Regions from separate parts of the Homo sapiens genome. Here regions 1 and 2 are each linked to region 3. Evidence: read pairs that join two places in POLR2A ChIA-PET (ENCODE). Cell type or tissue: PC-9. All regions are shown on one strand. Each heading gives the region's core, and the rest is flanking DNA. Links, peaks and the distances in the headings are about the cores only. Region 1 overlaps AGAP1 (ArfGAP with GTPase domain, ankyrin repeat and PH domain 1). Region 2 holds the start of LOC105373940 (a long non-coding RNA gene). Region 3 has its middle 26 kb from the start of AGAP1.

Region 1 (10,833 bases), core at 3,018-8,017, 210 kb before region 3:
TGGTGGATCAGGCCTATAATCCCAGCACTTTGGGAGGCTAAGGTGCGAGGATCATTTGAGGTCAGCAGTTCAAGACCAGCCTGGCCAACATGGCAAAACCCCATCTCTACTAAAATTAAAAAAAAATTAACCAGGCATGGTGGCAGACACCTGTAATCCCAGCTACTCGAGAGGCTGAGGCAGGAGAATCTCTTGAACCCGGGAGGCAGAGGCTGCAGTGAGCCGAGAGTGCACCACTGCACTCCAGCCTGGGCAACAGAGTGAGACTCCATCTCAAACAAAACAAAACAAAACAAAACCCCCACAAAACAGGATCCTGGTTCCAGACGCCTCATTCTTGGCCACCAAGCTAGTTCAGAGTGAAAATGAAATATGCCCAGCTTGAAAGGAGGAGTCCACAACGTACATATTATTTCTATATTAAAACAAACAAAAAAAACAGTGCTGATACGGTTTCATAACACAGTATAAAATATGCAAACCGAGGCCAAGCACGGTGGCTCACGCCTGTAATCCCAGCACTTTGGGAGGCCAAGATGCGTGGATCACAAGGTCAGGAGTTCGAGACCAGCCTGGCCAACATGGTGAAACCCTGTCTCTACTAAAAATACAAAAAAAATTAGCTGGGCGTGGTGGCGGATGCCTGTAATCCCAGCTACTTGGGAGGCTGAGGCAGAGAATTGCTTGAACCTGGGAGGCAGAGGGTGCAGTGAGCTGAGATTGTGCCACTGCACTCCAGCCTGCGTGACGGAGTGAGACTCTGTATCAAAAAAAAAAAAAAAAAAAAAAAAAGCAAACTAAATTAGACCCTTTATAGGACTTAGGTATACACACGTGAAAAACAGTTAAATTTCACCAATACTGTAATTCCCAACCTACTGCTCTATTAACAATCAACCTTAAAAAGTCAATTAACACAGAGTCCTAAGAGGACATTATTCAGTAAGTGCTGGTTAATGCTAACAGTACAGATGAAAATTAAAACTGTATTATATTTTTAGGTGCATACTGTATTCCACATTTATTCTTGTGAACTTGAACTGTTAGTCTCAAGAATGAGTGAACAAAGCCTTTAAACTTTAACAGGTCTTTGAAAAAACAATGGCTCTGCATGTGTCTGGCTGTCCACCTGTCGGCTGTGTTGGGGCAAGGGAGTAGACAAGGTGGTTCACCAGCTGGAGGAAAGGTGACAGGACAGAGGCCTAGGTTTGCAGTCACTCCTCTCCCGCTCTAGCATGGCACCAGGTTTGTAGTCACGCTCTAGTGCATGCTTCCTCCTCGGGAGGCGCGTAAGAAGGGTCATAGAGTGTGTCAAAAGGGCTAAAATTGCCGGGCATGGTGGCTCACGCCTGTAATCCCAGCACTTTGGGAGGCCGAGGAGGGCAGATCATGAGATCAGGAGATCGAGACCATCCTGGCTAACACGGTGAAGCCCCGTCTCTACTAAAAATACAAAAAAATTAGCTGGGCATGGTGGTGGGCACCTGTATTCCCAGCTACTCAGGAGGCTGAGGCAGGAGAACGGTGTGAACCTGGGAGGCGGAGCTTGCAGTGAGCCGAGATGGCGCCACTGCACTCCAGCCTGGGCGACAGAGCGACACTCTGCCTAAAAAGAAAAGGGGGAGGGGGGGCTAGAATTTTCAGAGGCCAGCAAACTGCCCAGCTGAGAGGAAGTAGGAAAAACACAGCTGGCTGCATCCTGAGCTGCAGCTGTGAGCATGATCATCTTATCTGGGTTCACAGTCCCAGTGTCAGCTCAGGTGTTCAGAGGCGGAAGCTGGCCCAGGAAGTGTGGAGTAGAACTCTGAGCTGAACCTCTGGGAGCCCGCAGCCACTCTCTTCCCACCAGGCCAGGCAATTCTGGTGAGGCCTGAAAATGAGGATCTGCCTAAGGACAGCATTCCCAACAAGGAGAAGCTCAGGCAGGAGACCCGCGCCAGGATGCTCCTGGCAGGTACAGCCCCAGCTGCACACACCTATGCTAGTACATTCACCCTGTCAGCACCAGTCAAAATGGATGTCACTTGCTCCCTGCCAAGGACAAGACACCAGGAGAAGCCAGCCTCCTGCTCTCGGTGCCTCCCCACATGGCTTCAAGAGGATGCCTGGGACCCCTTCCCCAGGCCCATAGAGAGCCACAGAACAGAGATGGGGGGATCACACACATCAAGTCACCTGAGACGGGTCCAAATGGACACGAGGGTGCTTCCCAAGTCACAGCTTCTAGAGGGGGCTGCAGGGCCCCTGACCCCTCTGGACACCAGCATTCACACTCAAACCCCTGCCCTGTCCCACCCCTACAAGGGCTCAGGCCCAACACTTCTCCCGCGCCAAATTAAAGCCCAAATCCTGGCCCAACATCCTTGAATTCTTAATATTTTAGCTCATTTCCACGGACAAAGCAGATTTTACCACTCTTCTATGAATATATATTTAATTACCGCTCTTCAGTTGCAAGGCGTGGGTAGCCCACAAGGAAGGTCAGCCAGGGGGCCAGCTCCCTGTGCTCTGATCTCCTGCATATAGAGCTAAAGTTCCTCTCACTAGTTACTTGCTAGCTCAACCACTATCTAAGTTTGTAACATTATCTTCAATGGTTAAGCCACGGTGCTTTTTATCCAAAGTAGTAGTACGTTACTTAGAAACGACAGTCAAAATGTCAGCGTCAGTACAACACAGATCCACGTAACACCATTCGCATCATATTAGAAACCTAAATATTTGAAAATACGGAATTCACCAAATGACCTTTACTACACTCCACTGAACAAACCTGATCAATATACTGTGTCAGTGCTTTCTTACTCTGAAGACTAAAAGTCACGCCCAACAAGGAATATCCATCCTTATTCTCTAAAATCTCAAGAGCACAGATTACTCTGCTTTCCAGGCAATGCTCTCTGGTGCCAGCCCTCCAGGAGAAGGCACAGCAGGGATTAGGAAAGGTGATGTTGGGACGCAGCACTCAGACTAGCTGTCCAAAATAAACACATATTTGGCTTGTACCAGGAATGAGACGAATCCATATGCTGCCAAGTAATCGCTACTCCTCCGAATAAGAGGAGTGGGAAGGGGATTAAGCCAAAGGAAAAAAAGAGAACTCTATTCTCCCCATTTATAATTTTAAGGTAACAGTGGTCAATAATTTTAAAGGAAGTAGTTAAATTGAAGATCATGAGAAAATACAGGGGAAAACAGTGAAAGCAAAATACAAGGTTGGCTTATACTTGGAGCTTCGGGATATAAGAAATCCACCTGGGCAAATGTATATCTCATAGTAACTATAAATGCAAACACAGCCACATATGCAATATTTCTATTTTTAGGTCTTTTGCAAAACCCGTATTACAGCTAAATAAAGTAAAGCAAAGATATGGTGCTGGGCTGCACAGTGACATATCTGTTTACTGGCACAAGGTAGACAGAGCTCAGGGATGTAGATAACTAGGCAGAATCACCTTACTAACCGAAGTATTGTTGTCAAGACTAAATCCACTCCACCAAATCAAGACACTGTGCTTTCTCCATGTGGCAATTTAAATGTGTTCCAACAACCAACAGAAAAGCATTCTTTCTTTCTTGCCGCCATCATTGTATTATCCACACACCTGAAATCAGTTTTCGAGTCAAGGCTGGCTGTGCACAGGGAGAATCCGATTAAGATCATGCCCAGCCACCACTCACCATCTGGATGCCCAGAAGACAAATGGCATCGGTATCGAGAGGGGCTACATGGCGAAACACAAGCCCAGGCAGCACTACTGTGGGGCTGGCAGGCAGGAGAGCGGGAGTGGGAAGCAGGGACCTTCCACCCAGCACCTTGCAGCTGACAGGCAGAACTCTTACTACGTCTCAGGTGAGCCGGCAGAATATACCAGGATCCCAAGGTGGGGGCGGGAGGGAGGCAGGCAGGCAGGAGGACAGTCCAAAGAAACTCCAGACAAATATCTTCCTTTAAGCCTGGGAGAAAACTACCCCCTGAGAGAAGACCAGGTACAAAAATCAAATCCTAGATCCTGAAAGGACTCTAGACCTTGAAAACTAGGATGGGACTTGAAGTCCATCAATTCTACCAGCAACAACACACACAGCCCCCGTCCTAACAATCCCTCGCCAGCCCGAGTCTGGGTGCCTCCAGTGATAGGAGAAGCCAGCTTCTTCCAAAGCAGAATGGCTATGCTTGTGAGAAATTACTTCCTAATTCTGAGCCCCAATCTTTTTCCTTTAAGTTTCCTTAACCAGCGCTAGACACTGTGTCCTTTCTATGTGTTTCTCTAATACTAGGAACAAAGCCTCCATGCTCCAGTCTCCTCTTCCAAATTACACATCCAGAGTGTCTTCAATGAACTTGGCTTCCAGAGTGTTCATGAACCAGATCAGGAGAGAATAGACATCTATGAACAAATCCAAAAGAGAACAGACTCTCAGAAGGTTGGGATTCTAGTTTGGCAGCTGAAATAGCCGGAAGAGTGAGATATCCAAATATCTTGGAGCTGTCAACGAGCTGCATTGGCACCAGAGGAGCAAAAGCCAGCGCCGCGCAGGCTCACCGGCACCATAAGCGACTGCGCCCGCTCCTGAGGCGGCAGCACTTACTGTACAGGAAAGCAAGTCACAAATACGCATCCTCAAGGCCAAAACTCTGCTTTGCATATTTTCACAGAATAACTGGTTTTGCTTTTTTTTTTTTTTTTTTTTTTTTTTTTTTTTTTTTTTTTTTTTTTTTTTTGGTAAAGAGCTAATGGGGGCAGAAAGGCAGAAACTGGATAAATATTCTTCTCTCGCCTCCACCAACAGAAGTGATATCTGAGTGATTCTGATCCTGTGTAGGAGTCAGAGAGGGCAGGAGCCGCATCAGAAAGGCTGGCGGCATTGTTCACCGAGTCAATCTCAAGTGCCTGACGGTCAGCAGACCGGCTCAAAGAAACCCTCGCAATGACAGGCACAGAGAGCAAAGGGCACACAAGATTCCCTCTGACAATCGTCTCAAGCAAATGAACATCCACTCAAATGATGCACCCAAAGGCCGTACAGAGAATAAAGGAGCATTCCTGTGTGTTGACCACAACACCCGGCACACAACGTCACGTGAAATCTTGGACCTAACGATCACACCAGAAACAGATTCAAAACATTTTCACCATTCCAAACAAAGGACAGTATAGGAAAGAAACCGTCATTTTCCCTTCCACTCCCACAGACCAAAATGCACCTCATAAAAATTATCTTCATTTCTTAGATAAGGAGTCGCCGAAACAATCCCTTCACAAGCCTCTCACTGGTACACCCTGGTACTGAATGAGAGAGGAGAGGACTCTCATCTTCTGACCCAGGGAAGCGTGCTGTCTGGTAAGCTTTGAGTCTTTAGAGCTGTTAGTGATGTCACCATTAAAAATCAACTAGGAAAATGAACACAATAAAAGATGGTAAGAAAACAAAGGGCCAATAGCCATCTCTGAATTAAAACTAGCTAAATGTAATTAAAGGAGCAGCTACGTTCATGTCTTCACAGGAGAAGAGAGAACTAGCAAACGTGAATGCAAGTATCAACGATGGGAAACACAGTTCTAGGGCTATCACCAACAAGGAACAATCAACACCACAGCGGATTCTAATTTGGGCTGAATAAAACCTAAACCAAAACAATCAAGGGCAGATGGTACTTCTTTCAAAATAATGAAAAGACAATAATCTCCTCCCTTTTTGCTAATCCGTTGACCTTAATACCAATTCTGTTCTTAATCACCTGGCGACATGAGTGCAGCTGTATGCACTTTATCTCATCATGAGACTACCCTCAATAACTATAACTTTTTTTCATTATTTCACTCATTGTGACATCATTTTAAGTTAATATAATTGTTTCAAATCATTACAGGAAAACAAATTGACAATAGCCTAAAGGAGAATTCCTATCAGAAACAAAAACCATATACCGAAAATATTTTTCAAAAACAAAAACACCAAAGCTCATTGTAGAAAGAGTAACATCCTGTTTTATGTTTAGTGTTGGCATTAGTCATAAGGATCTGGGGAACAGGAATAAATTCTTAACAATTAACTATAGAAATCCCAAACACCTTGCTGGTGGAGTCACTCTTCTCTACCTGGTAAACTCCTACAGATCCTACAAGATCCAGCTCATTTGCCCCTCTGTGAGGCCTTCATTAACTCCTTCCCATTAACTCAAGAACATTCAATTCACTCCCTCTTCTAGTTCTCTCATTAGTTCCACCCATAAACATTTACTAAAATCTATGTGTCAAGCACAGTGTCTACAACTCTGCAGTACACAGAGGAATGATACGTGCTTCATGCCCAGGAAGGACTCACTAGTTAGAAGTGGCAGGCATGTATGCAAGGTTATTGTTACACAGTGGACTAGTGCTCTAATGGAGATATGCTATGCAGAGAAATAGTCATATCATCCCTCAAGTACCCCATGAGGCTGTGATTCATTCAATCTTTTCCATCTCCTCCAGTATGCTACTGACCTCTGAAGACAGGAACTGTGCTCTAGTTAGCTCCAGCTTCCACTGCCTAGTGAATGCAGAACACACCATAAACATGCAATATATGTTTGTTAATGCATTAAAAAGACAAAAACTACTAGTGCTTTATAATTGGGTCTTACAGCTCCAAACAAAAGGTATTTGTTAACTGTATAACCCAATAATTTGCTACAATGTGCCTGTCAACACTGGAGGACCTCTGGAGCAGATGTACTTTTGAACATTCCCCCTGGTGGCAGGATATTCCAGCCCAAGTCTCTTTGATGACTTATCAAAGAGAAAGATGTTAACAGGTGACCTATGCTGAAACTTGGGCTCCAACCTAAGGAAATAAACAGCAGGACACAGCCCACAGCGGTGACTTAGAAGGTTCCCTGGCTGACGTTCAGCACAGCTCTTCCTTGTACCCCAAGTACAACTGCTCTGTCTCCAGGAGAATCATTTTAGCCCTAAACAAAAATAATGAGGAGTTTCCTAAATTGCTATCTGGAGTAATTTACAAAAAGCAAGCAAACTCTAGGAATGTTCAATTGTAACAACAAAACACTGTAGATAATCAATTCTAATAACAAAAGACTAATCAGTTCAAAATGTTTCAAATGAGAAACACTGAATTACATAGTTTCCTTACTAGTGTCCTTTTCAGGCCAGGCGCGGTCGCTCAGGCTTGTAATCCCAGCACCTTGGGAGGCTGAGGCGGGTGTATCACGAGGTCAGGAGATTGAGACCACAGTGAAACCCCGTCTCTACTAAAAATACAAATAAATTAGCCGGGCGTGGTGGCGGGCACCTGTAGTCCCAGCTATTCGGAGAGGCTGAGGCAGGAGCATGGCATGAACCCGGGAGGCAGAGGTTGCAGTGAGCTGAGATCGCGCCACTGCACTCCAGCCTGGGCGACAGAGCGAGACTCTGTCTCAAAAAAAAAAAAAAAAACCAACCAACCAACCAACCAACCAACAAAAAGTGTCCTTTTCAGTAACAAATCAAATTTAAAAATCAAACTTTATCAAATTGTTTCAGTAATTTTATTTCATTTAATTGCTGTGTCCTCACGTTCTCCACTGAAGGCTGTTTGTTTTAAATGGTTTAAAAAATAAAAATATAAATGGTTTAAAAAATAAAAATAATAAAATAATAAAATAAAAAAACCACAGGTGTGGTGGCTCATGCCTGTAATCCCAGACCGAGGGGGGTGGATCAAGAGGTCAAGAGATGGAGACCATCCTGGCCAACATGGTGAAACCCTCTCTCTACTAAAAACACAAAAATTAGCTGGGTGCGGTGGCATGCGCCTCTAGTCCCAGCTACTGGGGAGGCTGAGGGAGGAGAATTGCTTGAACCTGGGAGGGGGAGGTTGCAGTGAGCTGAGATCGCTCACTGCACTCCAGCCTGGCAACAGAGTGAGACTCCATCAAAAAAAAAAAAAAAAAGTCTATCACCCTACAGTAATTGACTGATACAAATCAAGGGAATCAGAAATTAAAGAACAAAGCCACTCATAAAATGTGCTGTCAAAAATCAGTTGTAAATTACTAATTTTAAAAGCTAACCTCAGTAAGAGGTATCAATGAATCACTTTATTACTGTAATCAATCCTCCCAGACAGCAAGAGAACACTCTAAAGACACCGAATGTTCTGGATGGGCATAGCCAGTGTGGGCTTCACTCACAGCACAGCTGGTTCCAGGGCCGGCCCAGACGGCATCCACTGGGATGCAGAGAGCATGCGCTGCAAGGGGACCCCCTACAATGTCATTTATCATTTATTATTTGATCTTTCCTTGTATTAAATTATACTTGAGTCAACGGACTCTGCCCTAACACATGTGTATCAGTTAACACGAAACTGCCCTTGATCTGACACAGGGTCTTTCTGGAATGTCTGCTGGCTTGCTGCTATCAGTTGCAAGCCTTACACAGAGGGAGCAGCCCTGAACTCACCGAGGCAACTGTTCTGCATTAGAGGGAAGAACTAGGAAGAGCCTAAATAGACAAGTTCCAACAAGGACCAGACAGTACAAGAGAATCATCCTACAAAAGGTAGGTGCTCCAATCCTTTCATCCTTAATGCCTTCAGTTCAGAATACAGGCAAACCAAAGGTACACGTATGTAGGAGCCTGTGTGTGCTTTAAAATAAGACTCCAGCCATCTTGCTTCCCTGTGCTAATGGAAATACCTTGCCTAAGCAATTAACTCTAAGCCAAATAGACTAATGCAATAATTACTTAGTCTTTAGATTTCTGTAGCCAATTCAAAAATTTACTAGCTCTTTTAAAGAATATGAAAAGATTCTAACGGAAGAAAAACCTGTACCAGCTGAGGTCACTTCTAATTTCCTTTATATTTTCAAGGACTCCAAATTTTAAAACATTATGGCCAAAATGTACAGAAAGCCAGTGGTGCTTCTCATGATGCTTATCACGTTGCAGGTCTACGATAGTTTAGCTGTCAATCTGAAATCCAAAAAGGTCTGAGAATGGAACTTCTTTTCATAAATGGCTGGCAAATTACTTTGGTGGCAAAACCAGACTCTAACTGGCACGAGGCTATTTTTAATCACTATTTATTTCACTGAGTATGGATATTTCAGGCTTTGCTGCAAAATACTAGTGTGTTACTAAAGGGCGCCACCCGATCTCACAAGCAGCGTTCTATATAACACACACCATTTTACCTTCCTCAGATCCAAAATTTCCGAGTCCTACAAACCCACCTGTCCCCAGTGGTTTGGGGACTTGCATCCTATGGACATTTACAGGGAAACTGAGCTTGGGCTCTACTGTATCTGACTGTTACCTTAGAGATTCTCACCTAAATTCAAAATCTTAAACAGCACCTAAATTCTGAATAATTTATGTCACAGGAAGCAAATATGTAAAGACTGGAAAAATGTAATAAAATGAGAAGTTGTGACACCTATGGGGGCTACACCTTTTACCTGTAACAGACACTGGCATCACCAAAATCCTAAGAATATTGACATGTCAGACATTTTAGCCAAAGGCAAAGAATTTATCCAGGTGAAAGATGTAGCTTTTTTGAGCATGTGATTACTTAGAACTTCAGAAAAAAGTGAGGCCCTAGAGTTCTGACCATATGGCTATAATGTAGTTCATTAAATTTCCGTTTTTCTATACAACCCACAATGCTGGTAATATCATGTCTCAGACCAAAGTAATTCCGCCCAGAGAAGGACTGACCACAAGGAACAAACTGAGCATTACTATAAACATTCCAACACACTTCACACCCTTACTACTCCAAATCTACTATCAATCCATTTGACCAGAGAGGAACTATCCAAACTCCAAATGCTTTTAACTTGTATCAAGAGGGACCACAATGAAATGCATTCTCTCTAAATCATGTCTGTGCGTTTTTCTTTCTCTCTCTGATACAAACTTGTCTGGAACCGAGGCAGCTAATTACTGTTTTCTTCCAAGTCCACAGAGCAAAGATGCAAGCCTGCTATTAGAGAACTGAGACCTTCAGGTCTTAACTTCCTCTGAAAGCCAATGATGACAGGAGCAACTTCGTGCAAACCAATTCTTTTAACAAAATAACACGCATCATGTTCTCATATTTTAAGAGAATACATGAAGGGATGGGATAATGGTTGGAGTTAAATACAGTGCCTTCTAAAGTAAGTGCTCCAAGGGAGGTTAAAACTAGATGTGCCATGACAAGCTAAACATAAGTGTGGCAACAGTGTAGCCTCACTAGTGAAACAGGTCAGATTTTAACATTACCGCACATGCCACTGCTTGGTTTCAACCATCCTCTAGCACATTCTGAGGATCATTAGGAGCATATTAGAACATGACCATTTTATCTTCACTTTACCTTAAAAATATTTCCATAAGGACAGTCATTTATTTGCATGAGTTGGTTTTAACATAAACCCTAGGGGCAGTCAGCTGACCTGTTAAGTCCACTTGGGATGAATACCCTCTCCAGAGGTGGGTTACACAGCAGTCTGAACTGCAAATCAAAAGCCCACTCTCCAACTACCTTTATCTGTACCAGCCAAGTTAAAGAATTCAGATAAGAGGATGAATAATATTTTTTTTTTTGGTGGTAAAAATGCATGGCCTCTTGTCTGTGGCCACAATATCTTCAGGCATACAACCCCCTCCCAGGAGAATAAGGTGTAGCAATCTAGCACCACTTCCACCCCCAGAATCCCCCTCAGGGTGATGCGCAGTTGATGGAGTCTGTGTTTTGAGGTTTCTGGAGGCTCTGACCCCGAAATGCTACCAAAAGGTTAACTGATTCCTGCAGAGAATAACATATCTGGCTGGAGATCCCTCCATGCAAAGT
Region 2 (10,833 bases), core at 3,189-8,188, 200 kb after region 3:
AAAATCACATGCCCACTTATATGTGTGGATCTATTTCTGTACTTCCTGTTCCTTCCCATTGATCTGTTTTTTATCTTTATGCTAATACCACATTGTCTTGATTTCTGTAGATCTATAATGGGTCTTGAAACCAGAAAGTGTTAGTCCTCCAATTTTGCTCTTCTTTTTAAAGTTGTTTCGGATATTCTAGGTCCTTTTCTTTTCATTTACATCAAAATTTTAGAATTAGCTTGACAGTTTCTACTATAAGTCCTGCTGGGATTTGTATTGGGACTGCATCAGTTCTATAGAATGGGGGGAAATTGTCATCATACAATATCAAGCCTTTCAACCCACACATCTCTCTATTTATTTGGGTTTTCTTTGTTTCGGCAATGTTTGTATAGTTTAGTATATACAGGTCTTGTACATCTTTTGACTAATGTATCCAAAGTATTTTATATTTTTGATGCTATTGTAATTGGTAGTTTGGGAATTTCAGATTATTTGGTCCTAGACATACAATTGATTTTTTCACATATTGATCTTGTATACATTTCAAACTAAATTACTTATTAGTTTTAGCAGCTTTTCTGTAGATTCCATTTGCTTTTATATATAATCATATCACAGTGAAATAAAGACAATATTAATTCTCCCTTTTCCATCAGGATAAATTTTATTTCTTTTTTATTGTCTTACTGCACTGGCTAGAATCTTCAGAAATAGAGGCGATAAAAATAGACATCCCTTACTTTTTCCTGATCTTAGAGAGAAAACAGTCAGTCCTTTACTACCTAGTATGGAGTTAACTGTAGATTTTTCATAGATGTTCCTTATCAGATTGAGGACATTCCCCTCTAGTGCTGCTTTACTGAGAGTTAGATTTTTCTGTGTTTGTTGAGATGATAACATGGATTTTTCTTTTTTAATCTGTTAATATGGTGAATACATTGATAGATTTTCAAATGTTAAACTAACCTTGCTTCCCCAGGAAATGCACTGGTTATAATGTGTTATCCTTTTTTGTATTGTTGGATTCTGTTTGCTACAATTTTGTTTTGAATTTTTGCATTTATGTTCATGAGAGATACTGATATGCAGTTTTCTTCTCTTGTAGTATCTTTGACTAATTTTGGCATCAGGGCAATGCTTGCTTCATATAGTGAGTTCAGAAGTGTTCTTTCCTTTTCAATTTTCTGGAAGAGTTTGTTTGGAGTTAGTATTATTTCTTTCTTAAATATTTGGTAGAATCCACCTGTAAAGTTATTAGGCCTGGGGATTTTCTTTTTTGAGGGGGGATTTTAAAGTACAAATTCATTTTTAATGATTGGTGTAGGGTTATTCAGATTATTTCTTTCTCCTTGAGTGAACTTTTATAGCCTGTATCTTTCAAGGAATTTGTCCACTTTGTTTAAATTATCAATCATAGGTATAGAGTTGTTAATGATATTCCATGATTATTCTCTTCATTTCTGTAGAATCTGTAGTGGTGTCACCTTGTTCATTACTAATGTCAGGAGATTATGGATTCTCTGTCTTTTTTTCCTGAGTACTTTGCCCAGAGGTTTACTAATGTTATCGATATTCTTCAAGAAGCAGCTTTGGCTGTATTCTCTTTATTTTTATTTTCATTTAAAACTTTGAAAAATTTCTTTGATTCCTCTCTGACCTTTATTTTTTGGGTTTAATTTGTTATTTTTTCTAGTTTCTTGAGGTGGAAACTGAAGTCATTGATTTGAGACCTTTTTCTTTTTCTAATATTGGCATTGTGCTATAAATTTCCCCCAAATGCTGTTTTTCTTCCCCATTTAATAATGTCTTCTAGAACTACTTCCATATTAATTTATAGAGATCTTCCTAATTCTTTTGTTTTTCAATTTATTTTTTCTGGGCTTTAAAAAATAATCTTTTTATTTTAGGATAGTTTAAATTTATAGAAAATTTACAAAGATAATACAGGGAGCTCCTATACACCTACACCCAGTTTTCCCTATTGTAATACTCAGGGTTCTCCAGAGAAACAGAACTAATAGTATGCACATATCTAGAAAGAGATTTATTATAAGGAAATTGGCTCACAGTTACAGAGGCTGGAAAGTCCCCAAAACTGCAGGGTGGGAAAGGAGGAAGCTGGAGACTCAGGAGAAACGATGGTGTAGTTCTACTCCAAAGGGCCAGCAGGCTCAAGACCTAGGAAGAGTCAAGGTTTTAGTTTGAGCCCAAAGGCAGGAGAAACCAATGTCCCAGTTCGAGTCCAAAGACCTCTCCTGGAGAAAACTTCTCTTGCTCAGGGGAGCATTGTTTTTTTTTTTTTTTATTTTATTCAGGCTTCTCATTGATTAAATGAGACCCACCTGCATTACAGAGAGCAGTCTGCTCTACTCAACGCCTGCTGATTTAAATATTTATCTTATTCAAAGAGATCCCTGCAGGGATGCTCCAAATAATGTTTGATCAAGTATCTGAACATCCTGTGTGGTCCAGCCAAGTTGACACAGAAAATTAATTATCACAGCTATTTTTAACATCTTACATTAGGATGGTACATTTGTCACAATGAATGAACCGATATCAATACTTTGTTATTTACTAAGGTACATAACTTAGTTATATCTCTTTAGTTTTTGCTCAAGGTCCTTTTTCTCCTCTGGGATCTCATCTAGGATATCATGTTACATTTACTCATCAGGTCTCTGTATATTCATCTTGCCTGGGACTTTGACTGATAAGTACTGGTTAGGTTAATTTATAAAATGCCCCTCAATTGGTATTCTTTTTTTTTTCTTTTTCTTTCTTTTTTTTTTTTTTTTGAGACAGAGTCTCCCTCTATCACCCAGGCTAGAGTGCAGTGGCATGATCTTGGCTCACTGCAACCTCCACCTCCTGGGTTCAAGCTGCCTCAGCCTTCCAAGCTGGGATTACAGGCGCTGCCACCACACCTGGTTAATTTTTGTATTTTTAGTACTGACGGACGGGGTTTCACCATGTTGGCCAGGCTGGTCTTGAACTCCTGACCTCAAGTGATCTGCCCACCTCGGCCTCCCAAAGTGCTGAGGTTATAGGCGTGAGCCACGGTGTCCAGCCTCAATTGGTATTATCCTGATGTTTTTCTCATGATTAGACTGAGGTTATGAGTTTCCAGGAGGACACTACACAGATAAACGATATTCTCTTCACATCAAATCAAGGGTACACTGGATCAACATAACTTATCATTGATGATGCTAACCTTGATCACTTGGCTTGAGGTAGTATTTGCCACGTTTCTCCACTGTCAAGTTACTCCCCACCTCCCGTTTTAATACTGGACTCTTTAGAAGGAAATCACCAGGTGTGGCCCATACTTAAGAAGTAAGGAGTTATGCTTCTCCCATCTGAGGGCAAAATATTTATACAAATCATTTGGAATTCATCTCAGAAGATTTGTCTATACTCATTTATTTATTATTAATTAATTAATTTATTTATTTTTTGAGCCGGAGTTTCACTCTTGTTGCCCAGGCTGGAGTGCAGTGGCGTAATCCCGGCTCACTGCAACCTCTGCCTCCTGGGTTCAAGCAATTCTCCTGCCCCAGTCTTCCAGGTAGCTGGGATTACAGGTGTGTGCCACCATGCCCAGGTAATTTTGTATTTTTAGTAGAGACGGGGTTTCTCCATGTTGGTCAGGCTGGTCTCGAAGTCCTGGCCTCAAGTGATCCACCCACCTCAGCCTCCCAAAGTGCTGGGATTACAGGCGTGAGCCACCACACCCATTACTTTATTTACCCATTCAATCGTTTATTTGTACCTTTATGAATTCATGGACATTTATTTTATACTTGGGTTATAGTCCAATATCACTGTATTTTCTTCTCAAATTATCCTAGCTTGGGTCATTGGGAGCTCTTTCCATTGGCTCCTGTGTCCCTTTGATGTTTCCTGTTGTTGTAGTGTGTGTGCTTGCATGCATGTGCATGTGTGCATGTATGTGCGTGTGTGTGCATGCGTGTGTTGTTTGAGCTTCCTTACCTTCTGGTACTATAAGAAGTTCTAGGCTTGTCTTCTATATTTCCTGCTCCAGTCCTAGAATCAGCCATTTCTCCAAGGAGCCCTGATTCCTTTCACTGAATAGTGGGATTGGAAACTAAGATCTGGCAGTAGCGAGTGATCATTGTTCCTGGAGTGTCATTGTTTCTAGGCTCTCTTAGCTGAAAGAATGAGGAAATACATGCATGTGGCTCATTCTTTGTATAGCTGCTTATTATTCTATTGTATGTATGTGCCAGAGTTTACTGAACCAATTTCCTGGGTTCAATAGATTTGTTTTTGCTTGGACATTTTGGTAGTTTCCAATGTCTTGCTATTAGAAACAATGCTTCAGTGAATAACCTTGTGCATCTGTATTTTCATATTGTTGGAGGTAAATCTTGGGATAAATTCCTAGGAGTTGCTGAGTCAAAGCCCAGATGCATTAGGTAGATCTTTTGGATATTGCCAAATTCTTTTACATAGGGGTTGCACACAGAATTTGGATATTGCCAAATTCTTTTTCATAGGGGTCACAACAGTCATTAATCAGCTATGATTAAGTATCATAGCTGTGATAATTAATTTTCTGTGTCAACTTGGCTGTACCACACAGGGTGCCCAGATACTTGGTCAAGCATTATTTGGGGCATTTCTGCAGGGATCTCTTTGAACAAGATGAATACTTACATTTGCCTTCCCACTAGCAATGCATGGTAGGAATGTTTGTTTCCCCACAATTTTGTCAACAGAGTGTATTGTCAGGCTTGTAAATTTTTGCCAATCTGATGGGTGAGAAATGGGTTCAGGGGCTACACAATTCTCATGGAAGGTCTTAGGCTTTCCAAACTAATAGCTGGCAACAATAAGCTAAGACAAAGGAATCTGAAGGCTTAGGAATGAAGTAAAGAAAATCCCTCTCCTGGGCTCCATTCTTACAGAGTTTTAAGAATGCTACAAATAAAATAAATTTAAAAAATAAATGAAGATAGAAAAGAGAAAAAAGGAATAACACAGAAATAGATCATTTCAGTTCACATGTTCTCAAGCAGAACTAAGATTCTGAACGATGACTCACAAACCCCAAAGAAAATCTGCTTCTTAATAGATGTATTACAACCCATGTGGCAATGTGTGATAACTAGTTCTTTGTGGTTACCTGTGACCAAAATCTAACTTCCTTCAAGGCTCTTTCTCTTTCTGCGGCTGGCCACTGAGGTTGCGGCAGTGTTGCAGACACCCACAGCTTTTGTTTTACAATTTCTCTGGCATTCCAGGTTATGGTACAACATCTCTAGAAGTTAATCCTCACTGGTCAAACTATATTCTTTCCATTGCCCGGGTTTTTTAAACATGAAACAAAGAATTCAGAGGAATTCCTTTTTCTCCCAGGAGGAAGCGTTCCTAATAAAGACCCAGTTGTATCAAAAGTAGGAAGGAAATATTACCTTAAGTAGCTTTAAGTTGGCACAAAAGAAGAAGCTGCTAGTAAAATAATAGCAGCAGCTGGCCTTAAATGTTGGTTTAGTTTTTCAAATAATTCTCCCTGCTGTCTCATTAGAGGATCCCCCTCCTCTATCTCTAGTGAGGTAGGGGAAACGGCACATTATCCCATCGTACAGATGAAGAAAGAGTTGGTGTGGGTGGAATAGGAGCTTCTGCTCCAGCGAGAGAACTGGGATGCGTGTTCTAGTCTGCACTCCCTTTGACTCAGAAATGGAATACAGTTGTTGAAAAAAAAGCCCAGGGGTCAGAAAATAGAGCCTTGTCCCTGTGTGACATCAGCAAGTTGTAGAACTGTTTCAGTCTCAGTTTCTTTGTCTCCCACAGGGGGAGAAAATATAGACTCTAGGACTCTGTAACGGAGGTCAAGGCACACACATATAGAGACATGTTAGTCTTGTTCTACCAGGCTATTATTCATTTAATCATCCATTCACTGAATACCTTTTGACTGTCAAAACTAGATTACAAGTTGCTGGGCTTGGAGTTGTGGAGAGACCCCCCGTTGGCTGTTATGAAGGCATACTCCCCCCATGATGCCGAGACCAACCACACACGAACTTGGTACCACACCCTCCAAATTCTACTCTGGCAGACAGAGAATTGCTCAAGTCATGGGCAAAACTCCCAAATGTCCTATTTTTCAATTCTCTGATTTACCTTGCTGGATTTACCCAGGCCTAGGAAGATATTTCTCCATTTCCAAGCTGAGATTTTATGTTTTTAGTTGAATATTATCTTCTCACTCTTTCTGGAGAAAAATTAAGTGCTGCATACCTTAAAAAGTTTACAATATTTGACCATGAATGAATGGATTGTTGACATACTCTGTGGCAAAGAAAAATGTCAGTTAAATTTGGATAGTAAGGCATTTTGTAGACCACTAGAACCCTAGGATTGAAAAGAGCTTCCATTGTCTTTTAGTACCAAGTTCCACTGGGTGCATCTTTTACAGGATCTTAAGATGAGTCTTTGGTGGGTGCCACTGGAAAGATCAAGTGATTATTCAGCAGGTGTATCCACTTAGCAATGCCCAAAACTGGATTCGCACATGCAAGGACAAAACCACTATGGTGCTTCCAAGGTGCGGCATTTAAAAAGAAATGTAGGCAGGGTGCAGTGGCTCACACCTGTAATCCCAGCACTTTGGGAGGCCAAGGCAGGTGGATCACTTGAGGCCAGGAGTTCAAGACCAATCTGGCTAACCTGGCAGAACCGCATCTATACTAAAAATACAAAAATTAGCCAGGTACGCTGGTGCACGCCTGTAGTCCTAGCTACTCGGGAGGCTGGGGCATGAGAATCACTTGAGCCTGTGAGGCAGAGGTTACAGTGACCTGAGATCACGTCGCTGCACTTTAGCCTGGGAGACAGAGTGAGATTCTGTATTGGAAAACACCAACAACAATAACAACAACAAGATAAAAAGAAATGTGTTGAACTAATGAAGTTTTTATGAGCCTGGGAAGAATGGATTTATTAAAAGTCAGAAATAAGATTAAACACATCAGATAGAGTAATTAGCTTCTGAGAAGCAGAAAAACTATACTGTGTAGTTCCATTCATTGGTTAAGGGTGGAGGAGAAACTGAGTTATTTATAAAACAATATTTTGATTTTCACAAAGTTCGCTGTCCATTTAAAGAAAACTAAAAACAAAGCAGGGGTATTGGAGAAAATAGGGTAAAAAATTTCAAAAGTTAAATTATGGTTGAAATAAAGTTTTAAAGTAGTTTTTAACCAGTGGAAGAAAATATGTCATTTGTTAGTTTATAAAAGCAGAAGAGGAATAAACATAAATAATGATGATAAATATAAACCTTCTAAGTGACAATCTGTTAATCGTGGATATATGTTTAGCCAAGAGAAGAAAAACAAACTGAAAACATAGAAAAGCCACCTTTAAAGTAGTATCTGAGAAGTGGAAACGCAGAGAAACAACTAGGAGATCTCTCTGTAACCCTTCAGTGACTTCGGAGGAGGCAAGAATTTTTGGTATGAAGCATTTTGTAACAGGAAGTTGAAAGAATGCCTACATTTTCCTCTTTAGACTCAGAATGTAAACAGATTTCCTGCCATCATAAACTGTAGCAACTTCCCTTTGAGAGTCTCCAATTCTGGACCCAGGCCTCAAGGAGGCCGATGGGGTCATCCATTAGGTTAAAAATCGGAGGAGAGTGTGCGCGCCTTAGTAACCTGTCATTGTCATTGCAAGGAACACCACTCTTGTGCAAACTCAAAGCGGGGCTCATGTCTGCAGACACAGAGAGGGGAAGAAAGGATCAGAAGGAAGGGAACTTACATGAACCCTGTGGGGCCTTTCACCCAGATCACCTCGCTTAATCCTTGCCTGTGCCCGGTCAGGTGGCTGTCATTACCTGCATCTGAAAGATGTGAGATTCAAGGTTCAGGGGAGGTTAAAATATTTGCCCAGGGATGAACAATTAGAAAGTGGCACAACTGGTACTTGAAGCCACAGTGGAGAAAGAGAGGATATCTGCTCTAGGCTGAATTGCATCCCCCGAAATTCACATGTTGAAATGCTATCTTCCAGTACCTCAGAAGGTGCCTGTCTTTGAACAAGGAAGGGTGAAAATCACCTGCATTTGGGGAGATCGGAGTTTGCAGGCAGGAGGGGTGACTCCAGGATGGGAGGAGAGGAGGGATGGGGAAGGAGGCGTCCTCAAAGCAGAGATGGACGTGGGCATGAGGAATTTCCTTTAGTGAGGAAGGAAGGCATTTTGGAATGCTGGGATCTGTTGTCCAATTTGAAGAGTTTCTCATCTGTCTTCAACAGCTCTGAGCCTCCTGTTGCTTCAGGGGGCTGGAGGCAGGCTGGTGGGAGAAGGTGTCTGAATCTCAGGTGATGCCCAGCAGTGAGACCACAGCAGAGAGCAGCCTGGAGGGCTTAGGACATGCGAGGGCCTCCGGCAATACCCTACAGTCAGGTGACCCTCCACAGCTTCCTATGGGATGGGCTAGGCTTGAGCCACTTGGGATATTAAAGGGACAGATGAGGCCTGGGAGGCTGGGGGACTTGGGTCCAGCAGAGCAGAACATTCAGGCTCCATGCTGTTTTGATGAGAGACACAGGGAACCCTGGCCTGGGCTGGGAGGAGGTGGAGGCATTCATGGGAGAACAGGTCAAGGAGGGCACTAGCTACAGGAGGAGCAGGGAGGGCATTTCAGGCAGAGGGAAGAGCAAATGTGAAAGGCGTGAGCTGGAAAACTTGGTGAATTTGGGGGACTATGAGAGGAGAGTTCATGGAGGGGAGAGGCCTTGGCTGTGGCAGGAGAGGTTGGAAGGGAAGACACAGGAAATATAGCTGGGGCTGGAGCAGGAACTGGGTCCACGGCCAACTTTGTTTCAAGATCAGAGAAATTTGAGCAGAATAGGCTGATGAAAGCAATGGAGCAAAGAGTGCAGTGAGAAAGGCTGGAGACACAGGAGAGAGGAGACTGGGTGCGTGAGCTCAGGAAGGTGGAGGGCTGGTGGGAAGGCCAATCCCAGAGCACAGATGCCTCCTCCACTGTGACAAGGAAGGAAGGGGAAGCAGCAGAGGGGAGATGCAGGGGGGTCTGTGGGTTTGCAGTAGGAAGGTGAAGGAGGTCCCAGCTCCTAGTTTCTGTCTTCTCTGTAAAGTAGGAGTTGAGGTCATCTGTTGAGAGTGAAAGATGAGGTGGGGAAGGTCATCAGAGGTGAGAGGCTCAGGGAAGCCAGGAGAACGGGGGTTGTTGGCAGGGTTGCAGTCAAAGTCCACCAAGCCAATGGCAGCAGTGTGGGAAGGGAGTCATGGAGTCTTTGCTGCTTTCAATCAAATGCCCAGTGGTGCCACTTCCCTTCCTCATCTGGCCATGAGCAAGTGGGAGGAATACTGGGCTGGATGCGTCAAGGCAGAGGGGGTGCAAACCCCAGGTCTCAACCCTGTCTCAGAGAAGGGGCCTCTGAGACATTAAGCAGCAGCCACGTAGCATGGCTGCAGGGAAATGGTGAGCTCAGGGAGTGACGCCTGCCGGTAAGGGACGTGTTGCAGAGGATGTTCTGATGGGAAGTGGAGGCCTGGGTCATTCGTTCAGCAGGAGTGCAGGATGCAGAGGGCATGGGAGGCTGAGGAGGGAGGACAGATGCAGGTGCCCAACAAGGGACAAGGAGTCACAGGACACAATGGGATCAGGCTTGGGATGAGGACGATGGGGCTGGGAAGTGGGGGACTCCAGGCTGCTGGAGAAGAGGCAGTTCCCTGGGAGGAGCGAGCTGGCTGATGGTACCCTGCCTGGCAGTAGGGGCCAGCAAGGTGCCAGTGGGCCCCTGTCCCAGTAGCTGCAGGCTCCCTGAGCTCACCCCAGGAGATGGTTGGGGAGCGCAAGGGAGGATACCCAATGGCTCGCCCCTGCTCTAGTGCCGGGTGGGGAGGGAGGCCAGCTGAGGTGGAGGGAGCAGGTCCCACCTGCTTCTTCTGACTCCTAGGATTGGGCACCAAGGAGCGCCAGGGCTGATGTTCCCACCTGCTTCTCCTGACTCCTAGGATTGGGCTCCAAGGAGCACTAGGGCTAATGTTCCCCAGGGTTATCTTATCTGCCCATTGGCATCAATGAGCCGTAAAGTGGACCTCAGCAATCTCTCTGCTCTGGGCCAGGTATGCGTGGGCCACTTCTCCCAACAGTGTCAGGTGACATTGTCCATCCTACAAATGAGGAAAATGAGGCCTGGGCAGGTGGGTCACATGCAAACGGTCCCACAGATGGCCAGAGCTGGTGCAGCTGAGACCCAGGTGTGCTAGGCCGAGAAGCACCCGCCCTTCTTCTTCCCACACTCACCCTCCTGGGCTCTGCACGGGGCTCTCTCTGGTTGCTCCGAAGTCCATGCTTGCTGGGCTCTTGGTTTGCCTTTGCTTTTTCTCTGGTTTGTTTGGGACATGGTTGAACTTACCTCACCAGCAAAATGTGTACTTTCACCTTAGGCTTCGGGTCCACTGCGGGTGATGCTGGGGATAGGCTGGGACTGGCTGGCTCGCTCAACTTTTTGAGATCAGTAATGAGAGAACAGTGGGCCTGATTCAGGGAAGGCAGCAAGGTGTGATGAAGCTCCCTGGGCTGAATGGAAGGAATTGGTTTGGAGAGCCAGCTGTGGCTCTAGGAGTGGCCATCTGACAGTGGATGGGGAGGGGAGGCAGCCATACCAACCCCTGGCCCAGCAACGCAGGGCCAAGCGAGTTGACATGCTGGCCCCTCTCCCTTCCTGCCCTTTGATCTCCTGCCAGGGCCTCCAGCTGGCCAAGCCCACGCTGTCTGCTGAAGCAGACTCAGGGTGAAGACAGGGAGGCTGGACCTGCAGGGGCTGCTG
Region 3 (10,833 bases), core at 3,519-8,518:
CTTGCCAGCAGCCTGGGCTCAGCCTGGGCTCGTGCTTCCTGAAAGTGATGTTAGGCCCAATGGGCCTCATGCCTGATGAGTTTGATGAGGTCCTGTGTGGGAAGACCTGGGTGCAGCACCTGCTGATGGCTCTTTTTTATGGATGAGGAAACAGAGGCTCACAGCTAGCCTCAAGTCACCCCAAAGTCAATGGCAGAGGTAAGAGGAGGACAAGATGTCAGCTCCATCACCCTCTCCAGAGAACCCCTAAACCTAACACAAAGAGAAGGTTGCATACACCAGTCCACTGGATTCAAATTCTGGCTCTGCCATCGTTAGCTCTGTGATTTGGGGTAAATTCATTCTCTTATTCAGTCCTTGGTCTCCTCATCTGTAAAATGGAGCCACTAAAACATCTCCTGCCTACAGAATTATGATGATGTTTCTAGGAATTTGCCCCATCTGCAATCTTATTAGCGACATTAATAACTTTAATTTACACACATGCAAGTATAATGTTTAATGTCTTTTTACACTTGCCTTCGAACTCAAAGTACGTCTAACTGAATTTAAATATGCCCTCTGCAATCTTATTTTTCGAGATATATGCATTTATAGGGTGGGTTGGGGTTAGCATAAAAACGGGTCCAGTCAACCAATCAACACATGTTTGTTGAGTCCTGCTCTGTGTCAGGTGGTATTTGGGGAGCATGGAGCTAGAGATTCAGGGTGCCATGGTAAAGGAAGCAGAAAGAGTTACTTCCTTCTCAGAGCTGCCGGGGCAGGCAGAGAGTAAGTGAATACTTTCTCATCACTTATTAACTAACTTCAAGGATGCCCTCCAGTGCACATGAGGTAAGTCACACTTGACGTTGGCTTTAGTGCCTGCACCCCAAGGGTCTGGAGCCAGATTTCCATTTTCCTTTCTCTCAGGTTCATGTGTTTATTACTCCGTGGCACCTGAGCTTCCCTTTGACTCTGAGCTTCATGGGCATGATGAGCTGGAGTTGCAGGGACAGGTCTGAAGAGCAGAAGCTGGTCAAGTTTTGGCAAGTCATAGGAGTTTTTGTTTGTTTAAGTGTTTTTTAGAGTCTGGGTCTTGCTCTGTCACCCAGGCTGGAATGCAGCGGTATGATCATGGCTCACTGCAACTTTGAATTCCGGGGCTCAAGCGATCCTCCTGCCTCAACCTCCCGAGTGGCTAGGAATACAGGCGTACAATGCCACGCCCTGCTAATTTTAAAAAAGGAAATTTTGTAGAGATGGGGGAGTCTCACTACATTGCCCAGGCTGGTCTCAAACTCCTGACCTTAAGCGAACTTCCCTCCTTGGCCTCCAAAAGGGCTGGGAATACAGGCATGAGCCACTGCACCCAGCCCTGTTTGTTTGTCTTGAAGAGAGGGAATAAATGTTTGTAGAATAATAAAGTTAAAACTCTTAGGTGATTAAAGGTAGGGTTTCAAGGCTCTCTGGGAAGAAATGGGAGGAGGAGAGGATACCCGGTAATGGGTAGTCAGGTCTAAAACCTAGAGACAGAAACAATATGACTAATGGGAAGCTTCATTAAATTTTACTATATGGCACGTGGTCTTTTTTAAACCACTATATGGCATTCTTTTCTTTCTATAGGAAATGCATAAAATCTACATGACTTGCACATGCACTGGACCTGGATGTGGACCTTTTAGTTTGGATGGAAGGAGTGCTGGGGCTGAGTGGGAGAGTGAGGGCCAATGCTCCCCGGCTCCAGCCTCCCAGGGTACAAGTGTGCAGGTTGGGTCAGAGCAGGGTTCCTAGTCTTGCCCTGCTTGTTCAAGCAGCTTCACCCACCAGTTCTGGTCTCATGGGTACCATTTTTGCTCCCTGGAGGAATCCCTATGGCCAAAGTGTACACCCACTGGGAACTGTCCAGCACTGCAGAGCATAAGACGTGGGTGAGGGGCATATTGGCAGGGAGACCATCTTTTTTCCATCTTGCCTCAAAACAGAGAGCCCCTGGCCAGTCGTGGACTGTTTGGTCATGGCGATAGAAGGGGATGAGGACTGACCTGGGGGCAGTTTGGAACAGGTGATGCAATGGAAGCCAAACTTTGTGAAGCTTGCTCCAATGCTCAGCTATTGCATCACCTGTCTCCAAGGTGCTGGCAACGTCAGGAGGCCAATGATGCTCTTAGAGATTCTCTAAAGCAAACAAGCCCATCCTCATTATGCTGCTCCAGGATCCTGGGGAAGCTGGCAAGGTCCTGGTGGTGGTGTCAGGTCACCCTAAGATCTGAGCAGACTGGAGGTGCAGGAACCTGACAGGTGATTGTTAAGTGGCAGATTTAGGTCTAGAATGCCACCGCCTCATTCTCAGTGTGCTTCAGCTGAGCTCATATCCAGTGATTGTCAATTACAAACAAACAAGGTTGGAATCAGTCTGCTGGTCTCAACATGGAAATCAAACTTGCCCACCTCTCTGTTTTAATGACTTCCCCCAAAACTCTGTTAAAGGTGTAGAGCTCGTGTTCCCTCTTCTCACATCATATAGGCTTTTCTGCAGAGAAGAGGCTGGTGGAGTGGTATGTCCATGGACAAGCTGGGCTCAGATGGTCCAAGAGCTTCCCTGGTGGGCAGGGCTACTGCTATGGACTGAATTGTGTTCCACCACCCCAATGCATATGTTGAAATGCTAACCCCCAATCTGATTGTATTTGGAGATAAGGCTTTCAGGAAGTACTTAAGGTTAAATGTCGTTCTAAGAATGTGGTCCTAATCTGATAGGGTTGGTGGCCTTATGGAAGATCTTGTTCTCTCTGTCTTTCTGAGTGCACCAACCAAGAAAATGCCATGCGAAGACATAGCAAGAAAGTGGTCATCTGCAAACTAAGAACACAGCCCTCAGCAGAACCCAATCATGCTGGCACCCTGATCTTGGACTTCCAGCCTCCAGAACTGTGAGAAATAAATTTCAGTTTCTTAAGTCTATAGTATTTTGTTATAGCAGCCCCAACTGACCAAAATAGCTACTGTCTTCCTGGCTTCCTGGCTCTATTCTTGTCTGAGCAATTCCTCCCAGCAACTCATAGGCACAGAACACCATTATAACCCAGCTGGAAAGCAATGTGGCAACATGTTGCAAAAATGGTTATGCCTTTGGCCTTGTCGTTCCAGTCCTGAGTATTTTTAGGAAGCAATTTAACAGGAGGAAAAAACTGCGTACATTGAAAATGCTCCCTGGAATGATATCTTGTAGGTCATCAAATCAAAAGTATTTAACAATATATAACTATCCAACAATAGGGAACTGTGTGTCAACTTGGTAAAATGTGGTACAGTAAGACCGCAAGTAGTAAGGTTATACAGAGATATGGAAAATATATATATATATATATATATATATATATATATATATATATATATATATATATTAGATGCAGTTTCGCTCTTGTCATCCAGGCTGGAGTGCAATGGCATGATCTCCACTCACTGCAACCTCTATCTCCAGGTTCAAGTGATTCTCCTGCCTCAGCCTCCCGATTAGCTGAGATTACAGGCACCCGCCACCACGCCCAGCTAAATTTTGTATTTTTAGTATAGATGGGGTTTCACCACGTTGGCCAGGCTGGTCTCGAACTCCCAGCCTCAAGTGATCCACCTGCCTTGGCCTCCCAAAGTGCTGGGATTACAAGCGTGAGCCACCACACCCTGCTGAAAATAGATTTTATAGTATATAGTTTAAAAAGGCAAAATGCTACAACTTGTGAGTATTTTAATTAGAAATATGAAAAACATGCACCCATGCATAGGAAGATAGGAAGAAAATATGCCAATTAATTAACTTAGGGTGGTGGGATGTTAGGAATTTAAGCAATTTTTCCTTATGCTTGAAGTTTCATTGTTTCTACAGAGAACAAAACAAGGCTTATGCTTGTCAGCCTGCATCCTGAGCAGAGCCTGTTTTTCTCCTCCAGCTAAGAGTTTCCAGACCCACAAGAGGCCTTTGATGCCACAGTCCCATGGGGCTGTATTTTATAATAGAAGAGAATATCCACTTGTTACAGGAACTGCATCCTACACAGCAGTGTAAACCGTCACCGCAGTCCCCCGACAGCCTTCTCTGCACCTTTCCATTAACCTCGCACCTGAGCTCACCTCTGGTTAATAGAAAAACCTCCATAAAGCCTGGAGCCAAGACTAACTTCAATTTTCCACAGCTTTACACTGGCCAGCCATTTCTCACACTGGGGTGTCACATGATTTGCTTCTCATGACAAAATTCCCTGGAACCAGATCCTTCTCTGAGTCAGAGCTGAGTCCTCAAGCTGAGCTGAGTATCGGGTAGCAGGAGGGAGGTTATGCTCAGCCTGGCCATTTTTGACATTGAGACATCAGGAACGGGACTGCCTCCACTTCCCTTCCCAGTGACGGGCAGGAGCATCTCCTGCTTCCGTGTGTGCCGGGGCAGAGTCCATCTGACAGCCCCTAGACTCACAGGGTCTTTTTATCTACATTACTCAGGTGCACGCTGTCCTTCGGAATTAAATTTACACAGGAAGTGGTGAATATTCTCCATTGATACAGCACCTTTATTTACTTTTGAGTCTGTTTTATTTTCAATGTAAACAAATGAATATATGGCAAAAAAAACACCCCAAAAAACACAAAATGATCTAAAGAAAGAAACAAAACTATATCCCCACCCACCAGTTCTACTCACTGGGAGTAATTATTGGCAAATTCCTACGTATCCTCGGGTCTATCTTGTTTGCATATGAGCAAAATCTGTATGAATATTCTGTATACCTTAAAAACAAAACAGGACCAAGTTAGGATCATACTGCGCTTTGTTCTAGCCCTACGCTTTTCACTTAATTATATATCTTGGGGATCTTATCAGCACATATATACTTTAAATTTTTTATTTTTGTGGGTACATGGTAGGTGTATATATTTATGGGGTACATGGGATGTTTAGATACAGGCATGTAATGTGTAATAATCACATTCTGGAGAATGACGTATCCATCCCCTCAAGCATTTATCCTCTGTATCATAAATAATCCAATTATACTCTTATTCTAAAATATACAACGAAATTATTATTGACTATAGTCACCTCATTGCAACACTTTTTTTTTTTTTTTTTTTTTTGAGATGGAGTCTTACTCTGTCACCAAGCTGGAGTGCAATGGCGTGATCTCGGCTTACTGCAACCTCCGATTCCCTGGTTCTCTTGCCTGGCTTCCCGAGTAGCTAGGATTACAGGCATGAGCCACCATGCCCAGCTAATTTTTGTATTTTTAGTAGAGACGAGGTTTCACCATGTTGACCAGGCTGGTCTCAATCTCCTGACCTCGTGATCCGTCCGCCTTGGCCCCCCAAAGTGTTGGGATTACAGGTGTGAGCCACTGTGCCTGGCCAACACATATATTTTTAATGGGTGCATAGTATCTTACTTATAGCTGTAGCATAATTTATTTACATAGACATAATTTATTTAATAGACATTTCAGGGATTTTTCTTTTTTTAAAATAACAAATGCAGCTGCAAGTGAGCATTTTGTGCACATAACTTTGTGCACATTTCAAAGTATATTTGTAGGGAATTTTTTTTTTTTTAAGACAGGGTCTGGCTCTGTCACCCAGGCTGAAATATGATGGCATAATCATGATTCACTACAGCCTCCACATCCTGGGCTTAAGCAATCCTTCCTCCTTAGCCTACTGAGTAACTGGGACCACAGGCACGTACCACCAAACCCGGCTTATTTTTGTATTTTTGGTAGAGATTGGGTCTCACTATGTTGCCCAGGCTGGTCTCGTACTCCTGACGGAGCTGAGGCCAGGTGTTCGAGACCAGCCTGGGCAACATAGTGAGAGGCCAGCCTGAGTCTCCCAGAGTGCTGGGATTACCTGTGTGAGCCACTGTGCCCAGCCTGGTAAATTTTTAATGATGGAAATACTAGGTCAAAGGTAACATGCACTTAAAATGTTGATTTCTGCTGGCAAACTGAATAAACTGCTGTAGTTTATTCTTCTACCATCAATGTGTGAACCTACCAGATTTTCCACATTCTAGCAAATGATGCATGCAAACTGTTTAATTTTCCCAATGATAGTTGAAAAGTGGCCTCTTCCATTATTTAATGATGATACTATCATTATTTAATTTGCATTTTCTCAATTCTGAGGTTAAACATCCTTTAATGTATTTGTTGGCCATTTATATCTTTTTGGTTCAGTGAAATGCCCTGTTCTTGACACATTTTTTTCCTCTTGGGTTTTTGTCCTTCTATATTATTTTATTAAGGAAATTAGCTCTTTTTCTGCTTGTAGATTATAAATCTGGTTTTTTTGTTTGTTTGTTTTACCATTTGAAGCCTGTTTATTAGATTATTTTTCACAAAGAGGAAATTTTAAATTTTTATTTAGCAATTTGAACAATTGTTCTCTGTTTTTTAAGTTCTTGCATTGGTTTTTAGGTTTTGCATTGATTTATCTCCATTCCAAGATTTAAAAATCCATGTTTTGTTTTCTTCTAGTGCTTTAATAAGATATATTTTTAGGCCAGGCACGGTGGCTCACGCCTGTAATTCCAGCACTTTGGGAGGCCAAGGCTGGTGAATCATGAGGTCAGGAGTTTGAGACCAGCCTGGCCAACATGGTGAAACACTGTCTCTACTAAAAATACAAAAATTAGCTGGGCGTGGTGGCGCGTGCCTGTAGTCCCAGCTACTCGGGAGGCTGAGGCAGGAGAATCACTTGAACCCAGGAGGCAGAAGTTGTAGGGAGCTGAGATCACGCCACTGCACTCCAGCCTGGTGACAGAGCGAGACTCTGTCTCAGTAATAATAATAATAATAATAATAATAATAATAATAATAATGTTCACTTTTACATTTAAATCTTTGAACAGTCCAAAGCAGCTTCATTCAGTAGAACCTCCTGTGTTGATGGAAATGTTCTGTGTTGTCCAATATGGCAGCCACCAGCCCCATGTGGCTCTTGAGCACTTGAATTGTGACTAATGCAACTGAATATGAGTTTTTACCATTATTTAATTTAAATTAATTTAACTGTAAAGAGCTCCAGGCGACTGGTGGCTACATTATTACAACTAGAGTTTATTCTGGTTTTAAGATTGCAGGAAGAGCCAGGCGCGGTGGCTCATGCTGTTAATCCCAGTACTTTGGAAGGCTGAGGTGGGTGGATCCCTTGAGCTCAGGAGTTCGAGACCAGTTTGGGCAATGGTGAAACTCTGTCTCTACAAAAAAATACAAAATGAGCCAGGCATGGTGGTGTGCACCTATAATCCCAGCTACTCAGGAGGCTAAGATGGGAGAATTGCTTGAACCCAGGAGGCGGAGGTTGCAGTGAGCTGAGATCTCACTACTGCACTCCAGCCTGTGCAACAGAGACCCTGTCTCAAAAACTAAATAAATTAAAAAATAAAAATAAAAAAATTGCAGTAGGGGCGGGGCACGATATCTCATGCCTGTAATCCCAGCACTTTGGGAGGCTGAGGTGGGTGGTTCACTTGAGGTCAAGAGTTTGCGGCCAGCCTGGCCAACATGGTAAAACCTTGTCTCTACTAAAAATACAAAAATTAGCCGGGCATGGTGGTGCATGCTTGTAATCCCAGCTACTTGGGAGGCTGAGGCAGGAGAATCATTTGAACTGGGAGGCAGAGGTTGCAGTGAACCGAGATGGAGCCACTGAACTCCAGCCTGGGAGACAGAGTGAGACTCTGTCTCAAAATGATAATAATAATAATAATAATAATAATAATAATAATTGCAATATGGATCACTTCCCCACCCCTACTCGCTGATACCAGTTGTCCCAATGTCATGCACAGAACCTTGCTTTTGCCCTAGATGTGAAGTGTCCCCATTGCCATATGCTCAATTTCCATGTATATTTGAGTCTATTTCTGGATACTCTGCTTACTTTCATTGATTTTAGGGAAACTTTATATCTTTATGAGAGCTTTCAGAGAGCTTCTCTACCTTACAGTATCTCAGAGCCTTAGGATTGCTTAACAGAAACATCTATTGGCTAACCTTAGCATAGAAGATGGCAATTTATTCTTTGTTAGTTCCCATTCTATTTTTTGACCATAATATTTAACCTGAACTAACAATGATGGCAAAGAACATAGAAAAACAGCCGAAGGGTTGACACGTGGAATTTTTAAAGAACTAAACACACACACACACACACACACACACACACACACACACACACAGATTTTTCCAAAGTTTTCATTCTCCTGGAGCCAGCTCCAGGTAAATGGGGCTGGGGGCAAGGTCAGTTTCAGCACCTTCATGTATGCATCTCTGGGCCCTCCCATCCCAAACAGCAGATATTCCTCACTCATCCAGAGCCTCCCAAATCTGTCCTCCCCTCCTCTCTCAGGAAAGGACTGAGCCAATGTCCTCTCACAGGAAAGCCCAAGGGGTCCTTCCCAGAGGGATGTGCATTTCAAAGGGGAGAAGATCCCTGGCTTTATAAGAATAATGACAAATTACTGGGGAATTTCTGGTACAACCATTGAGAAGAGACTAATAGTTGGGGGTGTTAAGTCACCTTCTTGTCTGCTAAGAAACTTGATTTCTTAGATTTGTAAGATTTGTTGGCTGGGTATGGGGGCTCACGTCTGTAATCCCAGCACTTTGGGAAGCTGAGGTGGGTGGATCACCCGAGGTCAGGAGTTCGAGACCAGCCTGGCCAACATGGTGAAACACTATCTGTACTAGAAATGCAAAAATTAGCTGGGTGTGGTGGCGTGTGCCTGTAATCCCAGCTACTTGGGAGGCTGAGGCAAGAGAATCACTTGAACCTGGGAGCGGAGGTTGCAGTGAGCCGAGATGGTGCCACTACACTCCAGCCTGGGCAACAGAGTGAGCCTTGTCTCAAAAAAGAAAAAAAAAAGATTTGTCAAGTGGGTAAACGCCAAGGGGGAGCCATAAGGAACAGTCTTGACTCCCAGCTGTCTTTCTTCTTTACTTTTCCAATCTTGATCCACTGCTTCTCCCTTTCCTGTCCTAGATGACTCCTTGGGGCGGAGCCACAGCTTTCCGGCCATCTCAGCTGCCACAGCCTCATTTAGGTGATGCCAATTCCCTTCCCAAGATTAAATGATTGAGGCCAGCCTAATACCCACACTTCCACCTTGTAACTGGGGTGTGCCTAGCTCTGCCAGCCAAACCCCACCGTGGGAGAGAGGGTACCTCTTCTCTTCCTTCTCCCATCCTTTCCTGTCTGTGTCTTCTGGGGCCAGGGCAGGCAGGGAAGGGCTTAGCAGAAAGGAGCAAAACTCCTTTGACTTTGAGTGTGTTCTTTGTAGTTCTCTCTTGGCTCCCAAAGCTCTTGGCCATGGCACGCGTCCAAGTGCTGGCTCTTTTGTCACACTCAAGATATCAGCTCTTAGGAGGGCCTATGCTCTAACTAACTGCAGCTCTGTTCAACTCCTGCCCCAGGGTCCAGCCCATGGCTTCTTACAGCTGAGGACCCTATGCCCTTGAAGGCTGCCTTTGTGGGTGGGTTCCCATAATGTCAACTCTAGTCAGCCTATCTTCTCAGCATCCACTTGCCACTCCCCTCCCGAAGAAAAAACTCATGCATTCATACCAGACCCAATGTTGGGGGTCCGTGCAACTGTACAGCAGCCCACTCCCTCAGCCCTGCCATCTACCACAGGTGCCCCAGCCAGCTCCCACTGTCAGAGCCCTCCGCTGGGGAGCAGGATCCAGTTTTCCCAAGCCCTCCCACCTATGCTTCACCCCAGTGCATCAGAATGGCCTGCACTTCTGCAGCTCAGCCACTGTTCAGGTGGAGTGAAGCACAGGCACCAGCAGCCTCTACAGAGTGTTCTCTTGGAGGCATCTGGGGTTCAAGGTGGGAGTAGTGGGAAAACACTTCAGCACCCTCCCCCACCTCAGTTGGACTCTTCTCCATTTCTTCCTCAATTCCTACCAGCAATCTCCAGTAAACTCCAGTCTTTCTCAAGATAGCTTGCTGGTGGGAGTGGATTTGAGTACTGCAGAACCTACCTGGTCAACTCAGGATAAATTCCACGGGGATGTGTCTTTTTTTCTTTCTTTCTTTCTTTTTTGAGATGGAGTTTCGCTCTTGTTGCCCATGCTGGAGTGCAGTGGCTCAGCTCACTGCAACCTCCATCTCCTGGGTTCAAGTGATTCTTCTGCCTCAACCTCCCAAGTAGCTGGGATTACAGGCGTGCACCACCATGCCCAGGTACTTTTGTATTTTTAGTAGAGCTGGGGTTTCACCATGTTGGTCAGGCTGGTCTCGAACTCCTGACCTCAAGTGATCCACCCGCCTCAGCCTCCCAAAATGCTGGGATTACAGGCTCGAACCACTGCGCCTGGGCAGGATGTGTCTTGAAGCTCGACTTTAGAACCTAAAGTTATTTTAGAACAAAATGCTAGAACAATAGTTAGCAAAATAAAAAGAGAAACGTTTTTAAGTTGACAGGTATTCAGATTCATTTTGAAGTTCTTTCTTTGCATTTGCACTGCTACTGGGAAGGTTTTTTCTCCTCTTTGGCAAAAGTAGGCTTCACGTTATCCATTCCAGCTCGCTGTGTACAGCAAGCATGTGACAGGCATCCTACCTGGCTGCGGCTGCAGCTGTAGCTGAGCACAGCCAACCCGTGGAATCCAGGTATGAGCAGCAGAGGCGGCCCCACGATGCTTGGCAGAGCTATAAGTTCTCCCCATGGGAATAAGTAGAAATTGTGCTGAGTTCAGATAAGAGGTATCTAATTAATAAGAAATTTAAAGAAGACCCAGTTTGTTCCCCACAGTGAGTAGTCTCCTTATACAAATGCCATAGACTGGTGGATTCAGG

The links. Peaks named below come from ENCODE experiments on the same cell type or tissue, not always from the same donor. Only the 100,000 strongest peaks of a DNase experiment are listed, where the experiment ranks them.
Region 1: POLR2A ChIA-PET joins it to region 3 with 6 read pairs; 2 of 35 experiments call an interaction of 5 or more read pairs at or near these places.
Region 2: POLR2A ChIA-PET joins it to region 3 with 5 read pairs; 3 of 35 experiments call an interaction of 5 or more read pairs at or near these places.

Annotation. Positions count from the first base shown.
Region 1 is chr2:235,671,803-235,682,635 of GRCh38, reverse strand. All of the region lies in intron 1 of AGAP1 (ArfGAP with GTPase domain, ankyrin repeat and PH domain 1), which reads right to left. Among named protein-coding and RNA genes, the nearest start is that of TNRC17, 160 kb to the right of the region's middle. In PC-9, for the core only: a CTCF peak has its summit at 6,648; DNase peaks (open chromatin) are centred at 6,025, 6,435 and 6,775; H3K4me3 peaks cover 498 bases; H3K27ac peaks cover 2,469 bases.
Region 2 is chr2:235,265,463-235,276,295 of GRCh38, reverse strand. It overlaps LOC105373940 (a long non-coding RNA gene), which reads right to left and starts at 5,679. Exons shown (of 3, transcript XR_924009.1): 1 at 5,436-5,679; 2 at 3,991-4,169; 3 at 2,068-2,172. RefSeq lists an enhancer at 2,104-2,671. In PC-9, for the core only: no CTCF peak of the experiment used is centred there; DNase peaks (open chromatin) are centred at 5,145 and 7,535; H3K27ac peaks cover 1,109 bases.
Region 3 is chr2:235,462,616-235,473,448 of GRCh38, reverse strand. No RefSeq gene overlaps it. Among named protein-coding and RNA genes, the nearest start is that of AGAP1, 26 kb to the left of the region's middle. In PC-9, for the core only: no CTCF peak of the experiment used is centred there; DNase peaks (open chromatin) are centred at 4,308 and 5,658; H3K4me3 peaks cover 764 bases; H3K27ac peaks cover 2,962 bases.